2 separate regions of the Homo sapiens genome follow, and region 2 is linked to region 1. The links are chromatin contacts, found by Hi-C or POLR2A ChIA-PET in ENCODE. All regions are on one chromosome and are shown on one strand. Each heading gives the region's core, a stretch centred on a gene start or an enhancer-like site at or near the end of the contact. The rest is flanking DNA. Distances are from core to core; before and after follow the strand shown.

Evidence for each region. A loop is a pair of places that touch in the nucleus more often than their neighbours do. ChIA-PET counts read pairs that join two places held with the same protein, here RNA polymerase II (POLR2A). Pooled maps may share reads with other maps.
Region 2: a loop to region 1 is called in a map of K562, with 2.0 times the contacts of the local background. The contact joins two enhancer-like sites. A Hi-C loop is called at or near these places in 8 of 168 maps with a recorded cell type or tissue (K562, aorta, ascending aorta and 4 more), 7 of 37 single-sample maps with no recorded cell type and 5 of 50 pooled maps. POLR2A ChIA-PET finds 5 or more read pairs at or near these places in 12 of 52 experiments (CD4-positive, alpha-beta T cell, GM12878, H1 and 9 more).

What each region holds. Positions count from the first base shown.
Region 1 is chr10:95,390,659-95,396,339 of GRCh38, forward strand. SORBS1 (sorbin and SH3 domain containing 1) reads right to left here. Exons shown (of 33, transcript NM_001034954.3): 14 at 4,343-4,417; 15 at 3,953-4,015. Among named protein-coding and RNA genes, the nearest start is that of PDLIM1, 100 kb to the left of the region's middle. Within about 2 kb of position 3,578, at least 7 of the 41 ENCODE cell types and tissues checked have a DNase peak (open chromatin) inside an H3K27ac peak, as active enhancers do; they include ascending aorta, where a contact is called at or near this core.
Region 2 is chr10:95,428,383-95,434,063 of GRCh38, forward strand. SORBS1 (sorbin and SH3 domain containing 1) reads right to left here. Exons shown (of 33, transcript NM_001034954.3): 6 at 4,066-4,194. Among named protein-coding and RNA genes, the nearest start is that of SORBS1, 130 kb to the right of the region's middle. RefSeq lists enhancers at 1,888-1,977, 2,089-2,589. Within about 2 kb of position 3,568, at least 8 of the 41 ENCODE cell types and tissues checked have a DNase peak (open chromatin) inside an H3K27ac peak, as active enhancers do; they include ascending aorta, where a contact is called at or near this core.

The sequences.
Region 1 (5,681 bases), core at 2,328-4,827:
GACAGAGACTCACTCTGTTGCCCATGGTGGAGTGCAGTGGTGCGATCTCGGCTCACTGCAACCTCTGCATCCCAGATTCAAGTGATTCTCTTGCCTCAGCCTCCCAAGTAGCTGGGATTACAGGCGCCTGCCATCACGCCCACTGGCTAATTTTTTTTTTGTATTTTTAGTAAAGACAGGGTTTCACTATGTTGGCCAGGCTGGTCTCGAACTCTTGACCTCAGGTGATCTGCCCACCTCGGCCTCCCAAAGTGCTGAAATTACAGGCATGAGCCACCGTGCTGGGTCCCTAACTATATATTTCCAGGCACCATCTGGGAGGTACTGGCTTAGCAGACTGAGGCAGGACTGACTCAGGGGAAGCTGAATGCCTGCAGTCAGATACCAGAGAGCCTCTGGACAAGAAGGGGACAAGCAAGAACACAGAGTCAGGAAGGGGAAAGGAATCTGCAGGGCAGTATAGCAGCGTTGAGTAAAAGCCTGTGTTAATGGAGCCCCAAACACCTAGGTTTGAATCCTGGTTCTGCTACTTACTGTGTAATCTTGCATATATTACTTAATCTCTCTGAACCTCATACTCCTCATTGATAAAATGAAGAGTTACTTCATGGGGCTGCTGGGAGAATGAAAATGAGATAACAATAGTGATATATTCAGCACAGAAACTTGTATGTGGCAAGGGCTCAATTAATGACAGCCACATAGTCACTGAGGTGGTGGTTATGTCATTATAAGACTATTATTATTAATAGGATTACCACTCTGGGCTGCTGAGATGTTGGCCACCACACTGCTGTTCCTTAAAGCAGCAGGGAAGAAAGTGGGGGACTGCATTTCTGAAGCTGTTTCTGCACAGTTTGCCCCCTCCCTTCTGCTAACATCTCTTCCATCCCGTAGACAGCAGTCTCCAAGATTACAAAATGATTAAAAGTGACTGCCCCTTCTTGGAATTTCCAAAGTTTTCTTTTTTTAAAAAGAACATTTTAACCCTCATTGACTGAGACATGATAACTCTATTTATAGTCTAAAAGTCTGGCCAAAAGTTTGCTTTTTCACTGTAGCTGGGGGAAAAAAGAAGGTTGCTAAGCCAGCATAAACAAACTTTCACACAGTCCCTTACTATTGAGGAGGATCAGCTTTGAGAGCTTTAGAAATGTCTTTTTTATACTGTATAAACAACTAGAATTTAGACAGAGATGGCAGCCCTTAGGCTAGGCTTTGATAGGTTTATTACAAATAATTCTAGTTCCAAATTCTGAATTAAAACCAAACAAAAAAACCCAGCAGTAAAAACAAACTTCTCCCCAGGAGAGAGACTCTGGAATGATGGCTCAGATTTCTCAGTAACGCTGTTTCTTAATGCACATTAACATCTGTGGGTAGAGCCTCCACTTGGTGCTGATCTGTCTTGAATGCCTTTCTTTGAAAGGCATACATCTTTCCTATGTTAAGAAGGATGTGCATAGAGCGCAGGGCCACCTATCGGGGAGCACAGAGCTGGAGCAGCACCACGGACAGGGCTGATGAGGCCCTGCTGGAGCTCACAGACAACATGAAAACCACAAATCAAGGATCAAGAAATCCAGAGACTCTCTTGAAATGGTTTAAAAAAAAAAAAAAAAAAACCTCAAAACCAAAAACCCTGTGATTATTTTAAATGATCTAGCTCAAATGTTTCCATCACTTGTAAGAAGCCTTGATCTAATTGAATACATCAGTGATCTATGCCCGGATATGTCATCTAGGCAGGAGTGGGGGCGTGAGATGGAATTTACCCTATTTTTAAAAGATCTCCAGGGAGGATGTCTTTTTAGAAACTTGTGTTAAAGTCTAATCATCTTTGCTATTAATTTTTTTATATCCAACCTAATTTTTTCCTTTTTATTCTTTAAGACTATTTCTTCCTTTCGGTCTCTGAAAATAAAAAAATAGTAAGGTTTGCTTCTAAATTATATGTGATAAGTTATCATGACATCCCTTACTGTTTATGCCTCTATGCAAAATAAATCCAGTTCCCCATATGCTGGACTTGATGCATGCCAAAAATCAGACGTGATCGTCAGCAGGGGTTGCTAGGTATGGTGGCTGATGACACAGGAGCTCTGGCTGTGCGGCCATGAAACCCTGTCTTTGGACCAACAGCCAAGCTGACTGTGGAAGCTGTGGGTGCTGCCTGTGGCAGGCCTAAGGCAGTCTTCCAGTCTGATGGGAGCCACTGTTCCTCTCCACAGGATTTCTTCAAGTGGGCCTTCCTTTGCCTGTGTCCGTGGGATACTGTGCCTTCTGCATGCTCTGTGCTTGTTGCCTTGAAGGAAACTCTTATCTTACGAGTTTGGCTGGGTTTGCAAGTCTAAATAAAGCACAAATCGAAAATTGCAACTAGTCAAAATTACTCTGAAAAAACTCCCTAACTCAACTCAGTCAGTTGTTTCTTCACCAATGCTTTTGTGTGGTAATCAGTATCATGAGACAGAAAGACTGCGCTCTCTACACCAAATAGACTCTTCTTGGCCTTGAGGAAGACACTGATCAGAATTAAATTATCAGCTTTTAGTTCTGTAAGTCTGGGTTTGTTTGGTAGACCTTTCTTTTCATTCAAAATAGGCCCCAGGTATGAAATGGTTGGAAACCAATTACTGGGGCATATGAGAGACCAAAAATGGCCTATGGTATTTTAACTGTATCCAACACATCCCAGTGTGTCATCTCATATATGACTGATCAGTAAGAGTTTGGTGAATGATTGAATGAACAACTTTACCAATGATGAGAAGGGCTGAGAGGGATGGTCTGCTGAGCAGATTAGAGTAGAGAAGCATCAAGATGGTGGCACTGGCATTCATCCCTAAGAAAGAACTCTGGCTCCACAGTCCAAAGCCTTCATCATCGCTGTTTTCCAGGTATTGCTGAGGGCCCACTGTGTGCCGGCAAGGTTTTCTGTGGCGTTCTGGACACACGCTCTCACAACTGCCCCCACACTGGACTCAGTCAGCTGAAGTGACCTTGCTGAACTCTCTGCCAGATGGGAACTTCTGAGGATGGGGTACATGTCCTATTCATGGCATTACTTCCAACGACAGTGCCTGGCACACAGCAAGTGTTCAATACTACTTGAATGAATGAAGTTCAGAGCACTCAACATCTCATCCTAGAACAGTATTTAACAAAACTTCCTCCTCCATACCGTATCTATTCACCCTCATCTGGATTACTCATCCAAAGATCAGATAATCCCTGCTATTAGGATAATTCTCAAGATGTTGCCCCTAACTCACATTTTAGAAACTTCCTTGACATTTAGACTTTTTCCCCAGAAATAATATTTCTTAGACACAAATGTGACTGTCTTCCCCAGCAGGTACAAATTCCTATCCAGCTCTTTCATTAAATGTTTTCCAGCTTAGCTAAAACCCTTATTTTCAAGAAATGTCATCTCCCACTATGACTGAATCTTATACCTGGATACCTCTTTAGGAATTCCCTACCAAAGAGAGATACCCTGAGGGCCCATGAAAAGAGTTAGTTGCAGGCATGAGAACTGGGTAATTTTCCTGTTGACGGTTACAGATCTACCTCCTGCCCACCCGCTATAATGACTCAGCTTCCCTGAGTCACTGCTCAACCACCAGCATCAGGTGACCACCTCAGGTACAAAGCCTTGGGTAGTTGGGTAAAGGCAGCTTTGACCAGAGCCCCACATGTTCAAAACATTGTAACTAAGCTAACACTGGCTACCCCGTTAATCATGTAAACCCTAGGGGAATAGGACTAAAATACCATCTGGATAGACTCCGGTGATACAGTCAGCAAGGAGTGAGACACCACCACAAAACACAAGGTTAGAGGGAAGCAAATGACTGGGAAACAGCCCTTAGCCACCAGGAAAAACCCCAAGGTAAAAAAGAAAGTAGCAGCACCAGTACGGAGAGGCACACAATTTTCCTTTAATTACCTTCAGATTTAGGACTAGGAGTAGATGCAGGAAACTGGTAGGTGGGAGTGTAAGGATTGTCCTCTGTAGCAGAGAAAAGCAGTGGATTTTGAAACTATCCACCAGGAAGTAGAGGAAGTGACAAATCCCAATTGACTCTTTCGAATGACTGATTACCTATTTTAGTGTTATTAAAGCACACAGGCATCACACTTAAAAATAGATTAATGAATTAGAAAGGATTTAGTTATTTTAACATAGCACATCATGCAAATGAGTGAAATAAAATTTTCACCAGCCAAAAATGACTATGAAAATAAAATCTAAAAGCCCAAATCTTATGCCTACAATGGAACTATAAGAATTAATTTAAAGCTCGGACAACAGATATGCTGTCTAAGTTTATGGTACCTTCGGAAGTTTGCTGGATTTCAGGAAGTTCAGGGAATTTGTACGTAGGGAAATAAGGGTTTTCTTCAGGAGTGTCTAGGCAGAGGAGCAGGTTTGGGAGAGAGAATAGAGGAAGATACAAATGGAGAGAATAAACGAGTAGGAATCCACATACAATTTAGGCTCCTTGAATTCTGGAACATACTAAGCTTCACTAGTGATATGAAAGAAATTCAAACTGCTTTTAAAAATCCAGTCCTTTTGCCTGAATTACCGAGACACATAGAAAGAGACAATACCATTACTCTTCTTGGACAAAGAATTGCCATGAACAGGCTCCAATGGGCAAGAAACATTTAACATAAAGCATCAGGTTTTTACTTTTGATAGGCAAGAAATATTAAGTATGATAATAAATAGTATGTAATAAACATGCTATCCTAACATGATTTTTTTAAATCAAAGCTTGTATTGTGGACATTCAGCAAACAAGTAGATCATTAATTTTTCAAATACCTCTGCCTACCATTAAGGCAGGTAGTTTTGTTTAGCACCTACAATTTAGATTAAGAACTATAACATGAGAACACCAAAGCTGCCTGTGGGGCAAAATTACATATTTTGCACATTTACATGCATTAATGTCTCTGCAGTTAGGCTTCCAAAGCTGGGTCTAAAGGTGAGAGTCACAGATTGCAAGACGAAATGGGCAGTGACTTCAGGAAGTGATGAGTGGAGATGACCCCATCTGATCACAGAAATCCAAGCATTTAGTTTCACCACTGTGACCACGCTCATCCACCCAACCACAGCGGATTTACTCTTCATTGGAAATGCTAAACGCCTCAATATTTAGAGCACTTCGATATTTAGAAACAGTTTGAACAGGGGCACACCCAGGTTCACTTTGAACCCAGCAGGAGTTAATTAACAGTGATGTTAGCTGGCATCCGCAGCTCATCAGAGAGATTGCACTTAGGTGGGAACACTGACCAGAACACTTTCTCTTTGCCTTCATGTGTCATCCATGACAGGCAGCCAGACTGGATGTGGGTAAGGGGAAGGGCAGGATGCTCTGCCTGTGGGAGAAGTGGTACCCTTCCCACAGTGCAGCTGCATCCCGCCTATCAGCTGACTGGCGGCACAGGCAGCGATGGGAGCCGGTGGGGTCATGTCCTGCCCAAGCACTGGCCTGCGGTTCTCCATGCTGGGTCACCTGCTGATAGCCCAGCCGGCATCTGATTTGGAAGTGCTGCTCTTTCAGCTTGAGCGGGCTTTGGTGTGTCAGCTCCTGACTGACTCTCAGGGCTACCTGCCAAGGGCTGGCTCTCAGCTGGGGCAGATTATTGTTCGTATTAAC
Region 2 (5,681 bases), core at 2,318-4,817, 38 kb after region 1:
GCCTGGGTGACAGAGTGAGACTCCATCTCAAAAAAAAAAAAAAAAAAAAAGAAGAAGAAGAAAGAGCTCATTTAATCTCAACAACTCTGTTATGGTCATCTCCAATTTACAAATAAGGCAACTGAAGCCCTGTAAGGTGGAGTAATTTGTCCATACCGCAAAGACAGTAAGTGGCAGTGCTCAGCCTCAGTAGAGAACTGTGTGAAACCAGAACTATATCATCTCTCCCAGGTGAGGGGGTTGGGACAAGGACTAGAAATAGGGGGCACTGCTGAAATGTGGGTATCAGGGGACCAGGTAGGGACTGGACCTTCCAGTCCAGGCAAATAATCAACAACCTGGACACCTATAGGCATTGAAGAAGGTGGCAAACAGGGAGCAAGTCAGAGAGGAAGCAGGCAGAGCAGCTGGGGGACAAATGCTGTCCCTGGTGAGAAGGGAGGGAGCCAGACGCCATCTGACATTAGCTATCTGCAAAGGCATTGGGAGTAGGAAGCAATCCTTGGCAAGAGCCATCCACTACCTCACACTTGGGCTCCCAGTCCAGACTGGGCTTGGCTGTCTGCAAATACTGCTGAAAACTGTTTTTATGAAGCCAGGGAAGGCCCAGGGGCTCCTAGGCCCCAGGATAGGACAATAGACTGGTATGGGCCAGCAAGTTGTCAGTCCGGAGGGTGACATGGACACTGTCAGAGTCAAGAGCCAGCAGGATGTTAGCCAATAGGTAGCATGGTAAGGGGACAAGATTACCATTTCTGAATTACCTATACTCACATCCTCATTTTTTTTTTCTTTTTGAGATGGAATCTTGCTCTGTCTTCCATGCTGGAATGCAGTGGCATGATCTCACTCACTGCAACTTTCACCTCCCGGGTTCAAGCAATTCTCCTGCCTCAGCCTCCCGAGTAGCTGGGATTACAGGCGTGCAACACCATGCTTGGCTGATTTTTGTATTTTTAGTAGAGACGGGGTTTCACCATGTTGGCCAGGCTGGTCTCGAACTTCTGGCCCCAACTGATCTGCCCACCTCGGCCTCCCAAAGCGCTGGGATTACAGGTGTGAGCCACTGCGCCCGGCTTACTGACATCCTCTTTTAAGCCCACTCCCCAGTGTTAACTTATTCTAGTCTGCGTTGTATACTTAATGAGCACGTGGATTTTTTCTTTGTTTCCTCTACTCAAACCCAGCTTGTTCCTTTTCATCCAAACTGCCCTCCTGTACCATCTTAAATTTATCACCAATCAAAGGGATTCCATTTGTTAGGCTAATTTCCAAACTTCCTAAGGTCGCAGAGCATTCTGGAGCTAGAAAGGCTTGGAAAGCATCTGGCCCAAGTTCCTCATACTTGATATGGGCTCAAAGTCACTAGGACTTACCCACAGCCCGAAAGGAAGATGGCTGACTACAAGTCCACACCTGACTCCTGTTGCAACATACTGCCTTTTGCCCTCACCTAATGCACCTAGAATTGCTCTCTTTTCCTCCTTTCTCATCACAATTCCAAGTGACTCATGCAGCACCTGGCACATAGATAATGCTGAATGAATGTATGCTTATTTGGATTCGATGATCTCAATTTACAAAGATGAACTTACTGTAAGGTGTGAATGACTGATAACTATCCCTTAATTCTTCCGAGTACAGTATTTGCATTTTAAAACAATCTGCTGATGGTTTGGTGAAAAAGATGTGGTGAAATTTCTTTTCACCAAATTAGCTGGTAGAAATTTGTAAGACACAAAAGTATTCTGGGACAAGAGAGTGTTTCCAAAAGTGCCTCAAATCCACACACGGGGCCGGGCATGGTGGCTTACACCTGTAATCCCAGCACTTTGCCAGGCCGAGGCAGGTGGATCACTTGAGCCTACAAGTTCAACATCAACCTGGGCAACATGGAGAAACTTTGTCTCTACAAAAAATACAAAAATTAGCCAAGTGTGGTGACGTGCACCTCAGCTACTTGGGAGGCTGAGGTGGGAGGACAGATTGAGCCCGGGAGGCCGAGGCTGCAGCAAACCATGATTACATCACTGTACTCCAAGCTGGGCAACAGAGTAAACCCTGTCTCAAAAAAAGAAAACGAAACAGAAAAAAAAACAAATCCACACACGGTACTGGTAGCACAGGCGTACACCTGGTGGGCATTGTGTTCTACGTCAATGCCACACTGTAACCACTAGAGGGAGCTCCAAGCTCCCTCTCCACCACCTCCATTTGCTGCCAGAGGACGGGACAGTTGGTTTGTAAGGTTATTTGACTGGGCCAGGGGACTGCACATTAAAGCCTTTCTCTTTGCATCATCCCTTAGGATTCTCTCTTCTCCAAATGCTCTCTAGCTTGGAAGTGGGTCGTCCCAGTTAGGCTTGGAGAGGCTGGATGAGGTTAGCCTTAGAATAAAATAACTTTGCCTTCTCTCCTCACCCCCACCTTTCCAGCGGGTCAGGAGTCAGGGCTGGGCTCAGGGATGCAGGACCAAGAAGCTACTCTGTTGACTTTTAGGGCTGTGGGCTGCTCGGGCCTGCCCTCAGCCTAAGGACAAAGAAGCCCTCACGGGGACCAACATCACCAGAAAGGGGTTTGTGCTCAAACCCTAGCCTGGCCTCATCCACCAGCATGTGCCCTGGCACCTGTTATGGGTAGCTGGGAAGGAAGAAAATCAGTTTCCAGGATGCTAGGTCTGGCCATTTCCATCCTACATATCATATCTGTCTTATCACAACACACCACTCCCGCTGCACCAGAGGGGTCTGCATACCCTACTGCCTAGCCTCTCTGGTCCCAAGGGAATGGTCCTCCCCTCCATTCCATTTCTCCCTCCCTTTCCTTCAAGAAAGCAAGCTCCCATCCCCTACAGCAGCAGCTCTCAGATGCAGTCCTTGCACTAGCAGCATCAGCATGAACCTGTCAGAAATGTGAACCTTCAGACCCTACCTCAGACCTGCAAGTGGGAACCCTACATTCTAAAACTCCAGGCTGGGGCCCAGCAACCTACCTTTTTACTCCAAGTGATTCTGATGCAGCTAAAGTGTGAAAGTCACTGCCCTACAGAGTGGAGAGGTGCTGTCTCACCCTAAACTAACTGTGCCTGATCTCAAAGTCAGCATTTGCCAACTACCAGAATACTTGGGCTGTGCAAAGTCGTCCCTGGAGAGGCCAAAATAATCTAATCATAATCAAATAGCAGCTAACATCTAACAGTCTATTCCATGCCACCAGGCATGATACACAGCACTTCATACACTTCTTCCTCACAATAATCCTGAGGCAGATGCAATTATCAACCCCATTCTACAGTTCATCAGGGTTGAGAGACAGTGAATAACTCGACCAAAGTTGCACAGCTGACAGGTGGTGGGGACAGGGTGTGCACAGAGATCTACCCGGTTCTGAAGTCCCAGTTCTAAACCTCAATACCTCAGGTTTCCCAAGTGATGGGTTAAGGTGGGGAGATGGGCTTCATGTGGCTTCTTTGATCTCCCTTTGCTCCTAGTTTACACTGGGCCTTTGAGCTACTTTCCTGATCCTGCTCCCGCAGCTGGCTAGTGGCCAATCCCAGGCCTGAGCCCTCCCCACCTCTGCTTTTCCAGGAGCAAGATCATTGAGTCATCCACACTTCTCAGTCTCCCCTGGCTGCACCTCCAGCCCAGCCTGGACAGGTCACAGTGAACCTCTAGGAAGCAGGGATGAGCTCTGAGAAGCCCAACCTCTAGCCCATCGCACCGCTTACTTACCCCCCATGCCCTAAGCTATTTCAGTCTGCATGAGAGCAGTCTGCAGAGCACTGGCTGTGGTCACAGGATGACCTGCTCAGTCAAAGCTAACATAAAGTGTGGTTATTGCTGTGCCTTCATCTGCAGCATGTGACTGTCAGTTTGAGGCTTTGACCACTACCCATCCAAATGATTTGACTGTCCCAGGGGACCGTAAGAGACACACACACACACACACACACCCCCCCCCCCCAAGAGGTATCTGATGAACTCACACCCTCCTGAGCAAAAACACCAGAGCCTCCTCCCGCCCTTCCCACGTGGCTTTGAACAGCTTTCCCTAGCTTCCGCGCACCTGGTTTGCTTTCGTGTTGCCGGGTTTCCTGAGGGCTCGCAGGGCTACTGCTTGGGGTTTCCCTGTAGGAAGACGAGGCCCGGAGAGTCACCGCTCCCTTCCCAGTGCAGATTTTTGTAAGATCCATGTCTGAAAAGAAAAGGTCCAAAATTGAAGACTGAATCCAAGACTCCTGAAGGATTAAAGGACAGTTGGTTAGCAAATTGTTACAGCCGGGGAATGAGATGAACCTGGTTACAGCCATGCGAAGTCTTTGAACACCTGTGGTCAATGAAATTAATCTGTGGGTGGTGGAGAGGGGCAAGTTTTCAGAGGTTTACTGTGCATCATGAAGTTAGGGGAACATGGCGGCAATGGTGAGTTCTGAGTAAATGGATGAGTTATACTATCAGCTGAAAACATTTCAAAATGAAAGCAGGTTTATTCCTTTTATTAAATGAAGTTTAGGTTGATGAGCAGACTTCTGACCAGTTAGTAAGGCACAGTTCAAGAAAGAGTTTATGAAAGATGTTTCAAGCTTCCAGACCATACTTCTCATTGAAGACCAGGCTGGCAACTACGGAAGTGGGGGCGGTGGGGGGGGTGGGGGCGGGTGGTCCCATGGAGAACAACTACCCCTTTGCAGTTTTCCAGTGGGAAAAGGAAAAGCAAATCTCCTTGGATCAGCAAGTCAAGACTCCCAAAATGCTGAGACAGAAGGATATGCTGCCTGGCGAGAAAGCTCACGAGTGACAGTCTCACTTTCCAAACATAACAAAGAAAACTCACAGCAACAAAAACGACTCAGAAGGCTAAATCCTTCAATGAGCAGTGTCCACCGAGCCTCAGCTGTCTTCACAGGGTCCTGGCGTCTCCTACAGTTTCACTAGGGCCTAATAACAGACCCAGGTCAACTTTTAGAGTTTCCTTGAGAAAGATTTCAAAATACGCTTCAAAAGATCTGAATGCCATCCTGCAGGAAATCAGTCACGGAGGCAGGGAACCAGGGCAGACCACACAGTTCTGGGAGGCACACGCAGAGTGTTTCTTTATGTGCAGCTGAGCTATGCAGAACGCCACAGTTTTGTTTTGTTTTCAAATTGCTCACAGCCTAGATCCCTGACCTAAAATTGTCACAGTTAGGATTACAGGTTGACATTCAGGGTGTGTGTCTGGGCAGGATGTGAGTTCAAACATCCAGCTCATCCCCATTCCCCTCCGAGGGCAGAGAGAAGCAAAGCCTCTTCTTTCCTTTCCTTCCACGCCAGCAGCCCCCTGCCAACAACTCAGGGAGAATGATCATTAGCGTTAGACAAGAGAATGGACCTGCCTCGTCAGCACCTCTTGTATTGAACGCAATGCACGAAACGCACAATGTGTCAGGGCAAGCATCAGCCTTGGAGAGCATCTGACTTATCCAACTCTATCAAGAGGCTAAGCGACTGATGTCACCAAACTATTGGGAAAACTGGTTCATAGTCACTTCAAAAGGATGAGAGGCACACTGATGGATGCAGCCCATCCATAGGTTCCTGGACACACAGCCCAGTTACTTCTGAAAGCGCCATTGGATAAAGTACTGTGTAGGCCTCATGTGTCCCCACTTTGTACAGAAGGAAGCGATGAGCCAGAGCTGA